2 separate regions of the Homo sapiens genome follow, and region 1 is linked to region 2. Evidence: read pairs that join two places in POLR2A ChIA-PET (ENCODE). Cell type or tissue: endothelial cell of umbilical vein. All regions are shown on one strand.

Evidence for each region. Peaks named below come from ENCODE experiments on the same cell type or tissue, not always from the same donor. Only the 100,000 strongest peaks of a DNase experiment are listed, where the experiment ranks them.
Region 1: POLR2A ChIA-PET joins it to region 2 with 6 read pairs; 3 of 35 experiments call an interaction of 5 or more read pairs at or near these places.

What each region holds. Positions count from the first base shown.
Region 1 is chr16:53,480,457-53,485,456 of GRCh38, reverse strand. RBL2 (RB transcriptional corepressor like 2) reads right to left here. Exons shown (of 22, transcript NM_005611.4): 20 at 4,688-4,890; 21 at 3,622-3,786. Among named protein-coding and RNA genes, the nearest start is that of AKTIP, 20 kb to the left of the region's middle. In endothelial cell of umbilical vein, no CTCF peak of the experiment used is centred here; a DNase peak (open chromatin) is centred at 3,116; H3K27ac peaks cover 960 bases.
Region 2 is chr16:53,313,884-53,318,883 of GRCh38, reverse strand. CHD9 (chromodomain helicase DNA binding protein 9) reads right to left here. Exons shown (of 39, transcript NM_001308319.2): 35 at 4,368-4,507; 36 at 3,840-4,061; 37 at 544-672. Among named protein-coding and RNA genes, the nearest start is that of RBL2, 120 kb to the left of the region's middle. In endothelial cell of umbilical vein, no CTCF peak of the experiment used is centred here; no DNase peak of the experiment used is centred here.

The DNA of each region.
Region 1 (5,000 bases), 170 kb before region 2:
AGACCTTTTTTCTTTTGGAACATAGGTGTATGTATTTCTCTCTTAGCACTGTTTTAGCTACATCCCACAAATTTTAATATTTTGGATTTTCATTTTCATTTAGTTCAAAATATTTTCTAATTTCTCTTGTGCTTTCTTTAACCAATAGAAATATATAATTTAGGTTCCAAGAATTGGGGGATTTTCCAGGTATCTTTTATTGATTTCTGATTTAATGCCATTGTGATAGTGAAAACACAGTATTTCAACCCTTTTAACATTTATCGAGACTTGTTTTATGGTCCAGAATGTAGTCTATGTTGGTAAATGTTCTCTCTGCACTTGATTTGTTAGAGAGTGTTCTATAAATGTCAATCAGTTGATAATGTCTACATCTTCTGTATCCTTAGTGATTTTCTCTATTTGTTGTACCAATTATGTTGAAATCTCTTGACTACCAGTTTTTTTTTTTTATTTAGGGTTATATGTCCTCTTTATAATAGGAAACGACCCTCTTTGTCCTGATAATATTTTTTGCTCTGAAATCTACTTTCTCTGATATTAATACAGCCACTCCAACTTTCTTTTCATGAGTGGTAGCATGGTATAACCTTTTCCACCCTTCCAGCTTTATTGAGATATAATTCTTATACCGTATTATTCAACCATTTGAAGTGTACAGCTCCATGGCTTTTAGTATGTTCCCAGAGTTCCCAGAGCAGCCATCACTACATTCTATTTTTGAATTCTTTCATCACCCCAGAAACTTCTTGTTCATAAGCAGAAACTCTATTCCCCACAACCCTTGGCAACCATGAATCTCCTTTCTGCTTCTAGATATTTGCCCATTCTGGACAACTCATATAAATGGAATCATAAAATATGTTCTCTTTTGTGACTGGCTTCTTTCACTTAACGATGTTTTCAAGGTCCATTCATATTGTAGCATGTATCAGTACTTCATCCTTTTTATTGCCAAGTAAATATTCCTTTTATGGATATACATTTTTATATTTAAAGTATATAACTTACAAACAACATATAGTTTGGTCCTGCTTTTTTGTCCAGTCAGATAAATTCTAACTATTAATTGGTACATTTAGACCATTTACATTTAAATGCTATTTTCCTGTATGTTCCTTTTTTCCTCCTTTTTAAGCCACCTTTTGAGTATTATCATTCCAATTCATCTGCTTTGTCTATTACCTGCTATTATTCTGTTCTTTTTTTCCATTTAACTCTGTTAATCCATTTAGAATTTATAGGTTACAGGATGAGAGTCTAATTTAAGCCGTCAGAATCATTTCCTCCAACTCCATTTGCTTTTTGGGGCTGTTACTGCCAATTTATGTTTCCAGGTTTCATAACCAGTCCTACTAGGAATATCACTGGAATTAGACTAAGCCTATATAACAGAGAAAGTATATCTTTTAAATATTTGGTCTTCTTATTCAGAATCGCTGGTATGTCTTCATTTATTCCAGTTTTCATAAGTTTTATAAATTCATTCCAAAGCACGTGACACCTTTACACCTTTTTTTTTTTTTTTTTACTATGATAGGAAAAGTGTCTCCATTATTACATTTTCTGTTTTTCTTTGGAGACGGAGTCTTGCTCTTGTCCCCCAGGCTGGAGTGCAATGGCACGATCTCAGCTCACTGCAAACTTTGCCTCCGGGATTCAAGCGATTCTGAGTAGCTGGGATTACAGGTGTCCACCACCATGCCCGGCTAATTTTTTTGTACTTTTAGCAGAGATGGGGTTTCACCATGTTGGCCAAGCTGATCTTGAACTCCTGACCTCAGGTGATCCACCCATCTCGGCCTCCCAAAGTGCTGGGATTACAGGCATGAGCCACCACACCTGGCCCATTATTACATTTTCTAACAGATTTTTGCTGTTCTTGTTTACTTGTTTTCCTCAACTTTTTTTTCCAAACAGACAGGGTTTCTCACTTTATTGCCCAGGCTGGAGTGTGGTGGCACGACCATAGCTCACCGCAGCCTTGAACTCTTGGGCTCAGCCTCCTGAGTAGCTACAACTACAGGTGCATGGCACCATGCTCAGCTAATTTTTATTTGTTGTAGGGATGGGGTCTTATGTTGCCTGAGCCGTTCTCCAACTCCTGGCCTCAAGCAATCTTCCCACCCCAGCCTGCCAAAATGTTGGGATTACAGGCGTGAGGCACTGCACCCGGACTGTTTTCCTCAACTTTTTAAAAGATTGCAAGCCTACAAAGAGTTGAAAAAAATAGTACACTGAGCAGCCACTTATCAATCATTAATGTCTAAGAGTTGCTTTCACTCTCTCCCTACCTAAATATATTGCAACCAACCCGTTTGAAAGTAAGCTGCAGACACTGGGACACTTTACCTCTGAATACTTTCAGCACAGTCTCCTACATAATCTGCTAGGCATCATCAACACCAAAGAAACTTTTAAAAAAAAATACACTGAAGGCCACATTCAAATTTTCCTCAAAATGTCCTTTATAGCAACGTTTTCCTATGCAGGATCAAAAATCATGCATTGCATTTGGATGTCGTGTCTCCCTAGTCTCCTCAATGATACCTTCCCCGTCCTCTTACCATACTGACCTTTTTTTGAAGAGTTCAGGCCATATATATATGTGTATTTCTAAGCAACCGTTTTTTTTTTTTTTTTTGAGACAGTGAGTTTCGCTTTTGTCACCCAGGCTGGAGTGCAATGGCGCGATCTCTGCTCACTGCAACCTCCACCTCCTGGGTTCAAGCTATTTTCCTGCCTTAGCCTCCCGAGTAGCTGGGATTACAGGTGCATGCCACCACACCCAGCTAATTTTTGTATTTTTAATAGAGATGAGGTTTCACCCTGTTGACTAGGCTGGTCTTGAACTCCTGACCTCAGGTGATCTGCCCACTGTGGCCTCCCAAAGTGTTGGGATTACAGGTGTGAGCCACAACGCCCAGCCTCTAAGCAACCTTTATCAATAAAAATCTCATTATGTAAGGGCCTTCACAATCCAGTTCCACTCGCTAACATAGCATGATGCCCGTAATTAAGCTTTGGATCACTGTCTGCCTCAAGGACACTGTTTTCTTCCCCTTAACCTGCTTCCTGCTGAGTGCCCTTCCATACCTCAACAGCTCCCTGACTTTTCAACATTAAGGCCTGACTCAAGCTTCCTTCCCCTTCTTAGAATGAGGTGGCTGTTGCCACATACATCTGTGCTAATATGACTATTGCACTGCAATGTCAAAAATGTCAACTTCTCCCATTAGCCAGAGTCCTGAGGACACTGCCTGTCCCAGAAACAGGCCTTTGGTAAGGAATCCAAAATTTCTTTCCCTAACAAATGTGGAAAATTGTTACAAATGGGATAAACACAAATTTCAGGTTTACAGCAAAATGTACAAATAGGAGAGGGAATAAAAAGAAATCCAAATCCCTTACCCTGTTTCCCACCCTAAAATTCCACCCCCTCCCCCTCAAAAAAGGCAAAAAACAAAACAAACCCTGGGTTTTGCTTCATGAGGACTGACTGATCACTGCTCCCTGGCAGCTCTCATCACTCTAATGAGTGCCTAAGCTTAGCACAAACCCTGTTTCTAGCATCTGAAGCATTTTGAGGTTAGTAAAGGCCAAGATTGATGTTAGGCTCACCTTTGAAGGACTGTTGCTGAAGTAATAGAAAATCTTTTCTCGAGGAGAAAGCATTGTTTCATTTTTATGTGGGGAAATGTAGACAGGATGATTTTGAGACAACTGTATTCGGCGAGGGGAGCCTGTTCTTACAAATGGATAGGGAGAGAGTGGAGGAGCATCCATCTGTTTAAAAAAAAAAAATCAGTAATTCTAAGAAAAAAATTTATAATTATTTTTACTGAAAATGATTATTGAGTGAAGAGGTGTGCTAAACCAGTAGTTTTATGAATGACAGAGTGATGTATTAGCAATAACTTAACCTAAAGAAAAATATTCTAATAGCAAACCTTAAGTGCTTAGTTTGTGCCAGTTATTATTTTAAGCAATTTTTATACATTATGTCATTTCATCCTTACAACAACCCCATATGCTAGGAACTAGTTATATTCCCATTTTATATATGAGGAAATGAGGTACAGAGAAAATTTAATGATTTGCAAGGTTACCACCACTGTTAAGTACTGGAAAATTTGAACCCATGTAGCCTGTCTCTTGTACTACTATACTTTGTAGGGACTCCAAATACAATCTTACTCGTTTAATGCTTAACAACAGTAGAATTTATATTGGTTAGGTAAATTACAGACCTCCTCAGTTTTACTTAATAGAATTATTTGTAAAACTAGCTTATTTATGAGACAGAGTCTTGTTCTGTCACCCAAGCTGGAGTGCAGTGGCACAATCTCAGGTCACTGCAACCACCGCCTCCCATGTTCAAACAATTCTCCTGCCTCAGCCCCCAGAGTAGCTGGGATTACAAGTGTGTGCCACCACGCCCAGCTCATTTTTGTATTTTTAGTAGAGACTGGGTTTTACCACGTTGGCCAGGCTGGTCTTGAACTCCTGACCTCAAGTGATCTGCCCTCCTCGGCCTCCCAAAGTGCTGGGATTACAGGTGTGAGCCACCACACCTGGCCAAAACTAGTTTATATACGGACCAGGTGAATGGTCCATATATAAATCATAAATGATTCCTCAACACTCATGAGTGAAAAAAGTATGAAATAATCCCTGTCATACTTACATTTGCCTGTGAGTACTTCATGGCAAATGTCTTAATCTGTTTGATGTAGATGTTGTTGTAGAACTGAATGAGGTCTCCCCTCTCCTCTTCTTCCATGTCACTGTTGGCACCTGTGAGGCGAGTAGGTGTGGGAGGAGCACTGCTGGGCTGTGGAACTGGCAAGGTGCTGCTTGACCTCATAACTGGACTGGAGTCTCTACTGGCTGCAGCCAGGAGAACAAAGGCTGTCAGTACAAAGGCTGCTAATATTGACTGTTTTAATTTTTTAAAAGTAGGAGAAAGGGAACAGCTACCTGCACTACTTGCTAATAAC
Region 2 (5,000 bases):
ATTGCAGTGATAAATATATAAATTTATGATGGCTATAATGTGAGTGGTGTCCTCTTAGATCAGAGTTTCTCAACCTTTCCAGTACAGACATTGTGAATTGGTATTGTAGGGGGTTGTTCTATGTACTGTAGGAGGTTTAGCAGCATCTCTGGCTTCTACCCACTAGATACCAGTAGCATCTTCTCCTTGTGGCTACCAAAGATGTCTCCAGACGCTGACAAATATTCCTTGAGAGGTGAAATCACCCCGATGAGAATGACTGTTTTTGATGTCGTGCCCTTGTATAAGTGTACAATCATGTGCAATGGCACTGCTTAGGCACAGATGTGTTAAATGACTTATTTCATGTAATAGCTCAGCTAATGAAGCAAGATTTGAAATTAGACTGCATAAAATTATACTGCATGTCTTCCCTCAGAAATCTGATAGATTCAACTCATTTCCAGGTCTGTTAGAAAACACCACCACATAATGAAATAGTGTTCTGGAGATCTCTTAAATATTGAATCAATACAAAAGATTAAGAAAAAAACATTAAAATACCTTTCTAGCATTTCTTCTGTTAATCAGTTGAACACGTTCTTCTCCAGTGAGACTATTCACATCTAGTTTATTGGGGTTTCTGCAACGGTGTCTTTTTTGTTTGGGTCTTCCCTCATGAAGCTGCATTCTCTAAAATATATAGATAAAGACATATCTTTAAAGTCTTTAACTGTGCAAAACAATTCAAAATATTAAAATGAGCTGATCCAAGTAATTTAATAGCATTTACCTTTTGGTTATTTACATTTTAAAAATATCTAAACTTTTTTATTTTATTTTTTTTTGAGACAGGGTCTTGCTCTGTTGCCCAGGCTGGAGAATAGTGGTGTGGTCACAGCTCACTGGAGCCTTCACATCCCAGGCTCAAGTGATCCTCCCACCTCAGCCTCTCAAGTAGCTGGGACTACAGGTGTGTGCTACCATGCCTGGCTAATTTTTTTTATTTTTTTGTAGAGATGAAAGTTTTGCCGCATTGCCCAGGCTGATCTTGAACTCTTGGGCTCAAGCTATCCTCCCGCCTAGGCCTCCCAAAGTACTGGGATTACAGATGTGAGCCACCACGCCTGGCCAAACATTATTTTAATAAAAAGTATTGCATCAATCTTTTCTTCAAACTATTCATTAAAAAAGTTAAGCCCGGGCAATATGGTGAGACCCTGTCTCTACAAAAAATCAAAAAATTAGCTTGCCATGGTGGTGTACGCCTACAGTCCCAGGTATTTGTTGGGGCTGAGATGGGAGGACTGCTTGGGCATGGGAGATTAAGGCTGCAGTGAGCCATGATCGTGCCACTGCACTCCAGCCTGGGCAACAAAGTGAGGCCCTGTCTCAAAACAAAAACAAGCAAGAACCCAACAACTCATATCTAGCAATAAAAATAAAAACTCATCCAATCAAACCATGCTACTTCTCTATACAACTATTAACAAAACAGGGCTTAATGTTTGCAGGTATTTCCAGCCAATTAAAAATATTTTCAGGAAATCAACACTCAAACTCTTCAGCTTAGCATACCAGTCCCATCATGGCCTGAACCTATTCAATTCACCTCTTCTGTTCATTGTTTATTTACTATTACCCCACTCACTCCTCCACGTACTCTGGAATATTAGACTAGTCACTGTTTTATGAATATGGCTTACAGTCCTATCCTCTTTTCTTTTTTTTTTTTTTTTTTGAGATGGAGTTTTGCTCTTGGCTCATGACAGCCTCTGCCTCCCGGGTTCAAGAGATTCTCCTGCCTCAGCCTCTCGAGTAGCTGGGACTACAGGCACCCGCCACCATGCCCAGCTGATTTTTGTATTTTTAGTAGAGATGGGGTACCATGTTTGCCAGGTTGGTCTTGAACTCCTGACCTCAGGTGATCTGCCCGCCTCGGCCTCGCAAAGTGCTAGGATTACAGGCGTGAGCTACCGCACCCGGCCATCTTCTTAATAATTCTATATTGCCTAGAACATCCTCTTCTTGTGTTAACCTGGTCAATGCCTACTTACTCTTTTTTCATCCACGAGACAAATGTCGGCTCTATTTTCTTTATCTTTCCTCAGAAACTGCCTAGGCAGTTAATTTTTCTTACATCTGTTCCCATGAGACTTTATACATAACTTTATTATAGTATACTCTCCACCATGTTATAATTGTTTAGCTACAGAAATACTACAATAGAGTGTGAGATCCAAGAAATCATTAATGTAAGGTGATTTTTACAAAGGAAAATGCTTTTCCTTGGGAAAGCAGACAAATTACATCTTATAATCTTTAGAGGAACAAATGCTGCCCTTAAAAATATGTTTTCAAAATCTTTACAATAAAGTAATATAAAATATTATGATAAAATATTTGCAGGTGAAATGATGAATGGATATACAAGTTTAAAAAGTTAATAAAGGCCCTTTTGCAGTGATAAAGAGAAAGGTATGAGAATTCTTCAGAGTCTAGAGTATAGGTATGAGGGCAAAAACTTTATATTGTTTACTGCTATATCCTCAATCTCTTAAAATAATAAGTAGTACATAGTAATCCCTCAATAAAAAATTGTTAACTGAATAAATGAATGTTATCTTGAACATGTTAGGAAGTTACAGTGTTCAACTCAGGATTCCCATTATTTTTAGGATTGCAATATTTAGCCAGGTGTGGTGGCTCACACCTGTAATCTCAACACTTTGGGAGGCTGAGGCAGGAGGATCGCTTGAGCCAGGAGTTTGAGACCGGCCTGAGCAAGACAGTAAGAGCCTGTCTCTACAAAATAAAAATTGAAAAAATTAGCTGGATGTGGTGGCCTGTGGCCAGGCTGGTCTCAGACTCCTGAACTCAAGTGATTTGCCCATTTCGGCCTCCCAAAGTGCTAGGATTACGGGCATGAGCCATCATGCCCAGCCTCATCTTTGATTAAAATAAACTCATTGTGCATCTGGAGGGGCATAGAAGCTATACTCATAGCTTGAAGAAGAGCTTAAGAGGAGCAGTTTGGGCTCCAGATTTAAGAGTCTGTTTGCTGAGTGGACTTGAACTATTTACTTAAAACTTTGGTGTTTTAATTTCATTTATAAAACAGTTATAGGCTGGGTGCGGTGGTTCATGTCTGTATTCCTAGCACTTTGGGAGGCTGAGCAGGCGGATTGCTTGAGGCCAGGAGTTTGAGACCAGCCTTGGCCAACATGGTGAAACCCTGTTTCTATGAAAAATACAAAAGTCAGCTGGGCATGGTGGTGTGCACCTGTGGTCCCAGCTACTCAGGAGACTGAGGTGGGAGAATCGCTTGAATCCGGGAGGCAGAGGTTGAAGTGAGCCGAGATCACGTCACTGCACTCCAGCCTGGGTGACAGTGCGAGACTCTGTCTCAAAAAAACAAAAAACAGTTATAACAATGCCACGTAATAAAGTTATTGTGTTAAATGAGGTAATGCATGTGGTGTGCCTAAGTATGTCAGCATAACTGCAGGCACATAGTTAAGTTTCAATACATGTTTACTATAATCATTATTATTTTAAAATAAACTGCTTGAGAAAGGATTGGAAGTTTTATACCTTAGCAACCTTCACTGGGTCTAACATAGTACTCTATATTGGAAGTGATTTTTATTATTAAATACTCATTGAATGCAGAATGGAAAAATGGAAAATAACATTGTATTGTATCATGGGAAGGATGGTAATTATTTTTTCTGCTAATTCTCCTAGGTCTTAGGCAGAGCACATATTTAGCATAAGTGGATGAGAATTTATGCTTCATCATGATAGATCTGACAACTCATAAAAATAAAATATAACAAGAATTTTAAGGTGTCACCTACAGGAATAAAAGCTCCCAAATCTTCCACATAACCCGGGTGCTCCTTAAGCCATTTTTCCAAATCCTTTCTCTTTGGTGCATCATCTCCTGCAAGTCTCGTTCCATCTTTAAGATTAATAACTGGAACTGGACTTTCTGTATCAGGAATTCCTTGAGGTTGAGTATAGGATAGTGCTGGATTTATCCCTGTGGAAATCTGTGAGGAGGTTAAGCCTAAAGAAACCTGTAAAAAAACACCAAATGGTATCTTTATTTTCATACTTTATCATTCTAATATTGGTTCAATAAAGCAATTATTTTTGAAGAGAAAAAATAAGTTGTTGCTAAAAATTCTGCTAAATCTTTTAAACTTAAAATTTTTATCACTCTTGGACAGTGCTAAGATTCTAAGATATCATCTAAAATTATATGGCATACTTCTAATTTCCTTACTAATAGTCTATAAAACATTCACAAAACAATAATATGTATATTTATTAGGATTGAATTTTGAATTCAAGGATCAGTTTTTAAGTACTGCTTTACTTACATGATTAGGTGGTTTATTTCTGTTAAAAAAGAAGATGTCAACACCTTCTACATTCTTCCTCCTTCCTCGCCTTTTTTTGACTATAGGCTGGTTGTCTAATATCACACCATTGGCACCAAGGGTTGGTTGAATGGAAGTACCTAATTGAATTAAAAATGCAAAATGGTGATACAAATTTAGTTCTTAAACAAACTGAAAGTAATCCCTTTCCTAAATATATGAAAGTGTTAGTTCTTATTTTATACATCTTTAATGTAGAAACTTTTGGACTAAAAATATCATCCCCACCTCTCATTTAAAAACCTGAAGAATTACAACCTAGGCCTCTTTCAATTTTTGACCTGTCTTCTCTATTTTTTTTCCCGATATTCACACATTTTCTCTTCCTTCCTTGGAGAAGGAAGCATGCCTTTTCCCTAAGATAAACATTTCCCCTTTCTTTGAACCCATTAGTTCCTATACTTTCAAAAGCTTGTTTTTTTAAAAAAAATCATTTATCTCTGCTTTTTGTGCCAAATATCTTTTTCTACATTATTCTTTTTTGATTTTTGTTTTTTTTTTTTGGAGACGGAGTCTTGCTCTGTCGCCCAGGCTGGAGTGCAGTGGCACGATCTTGGCTCACTGCAAGCTCCG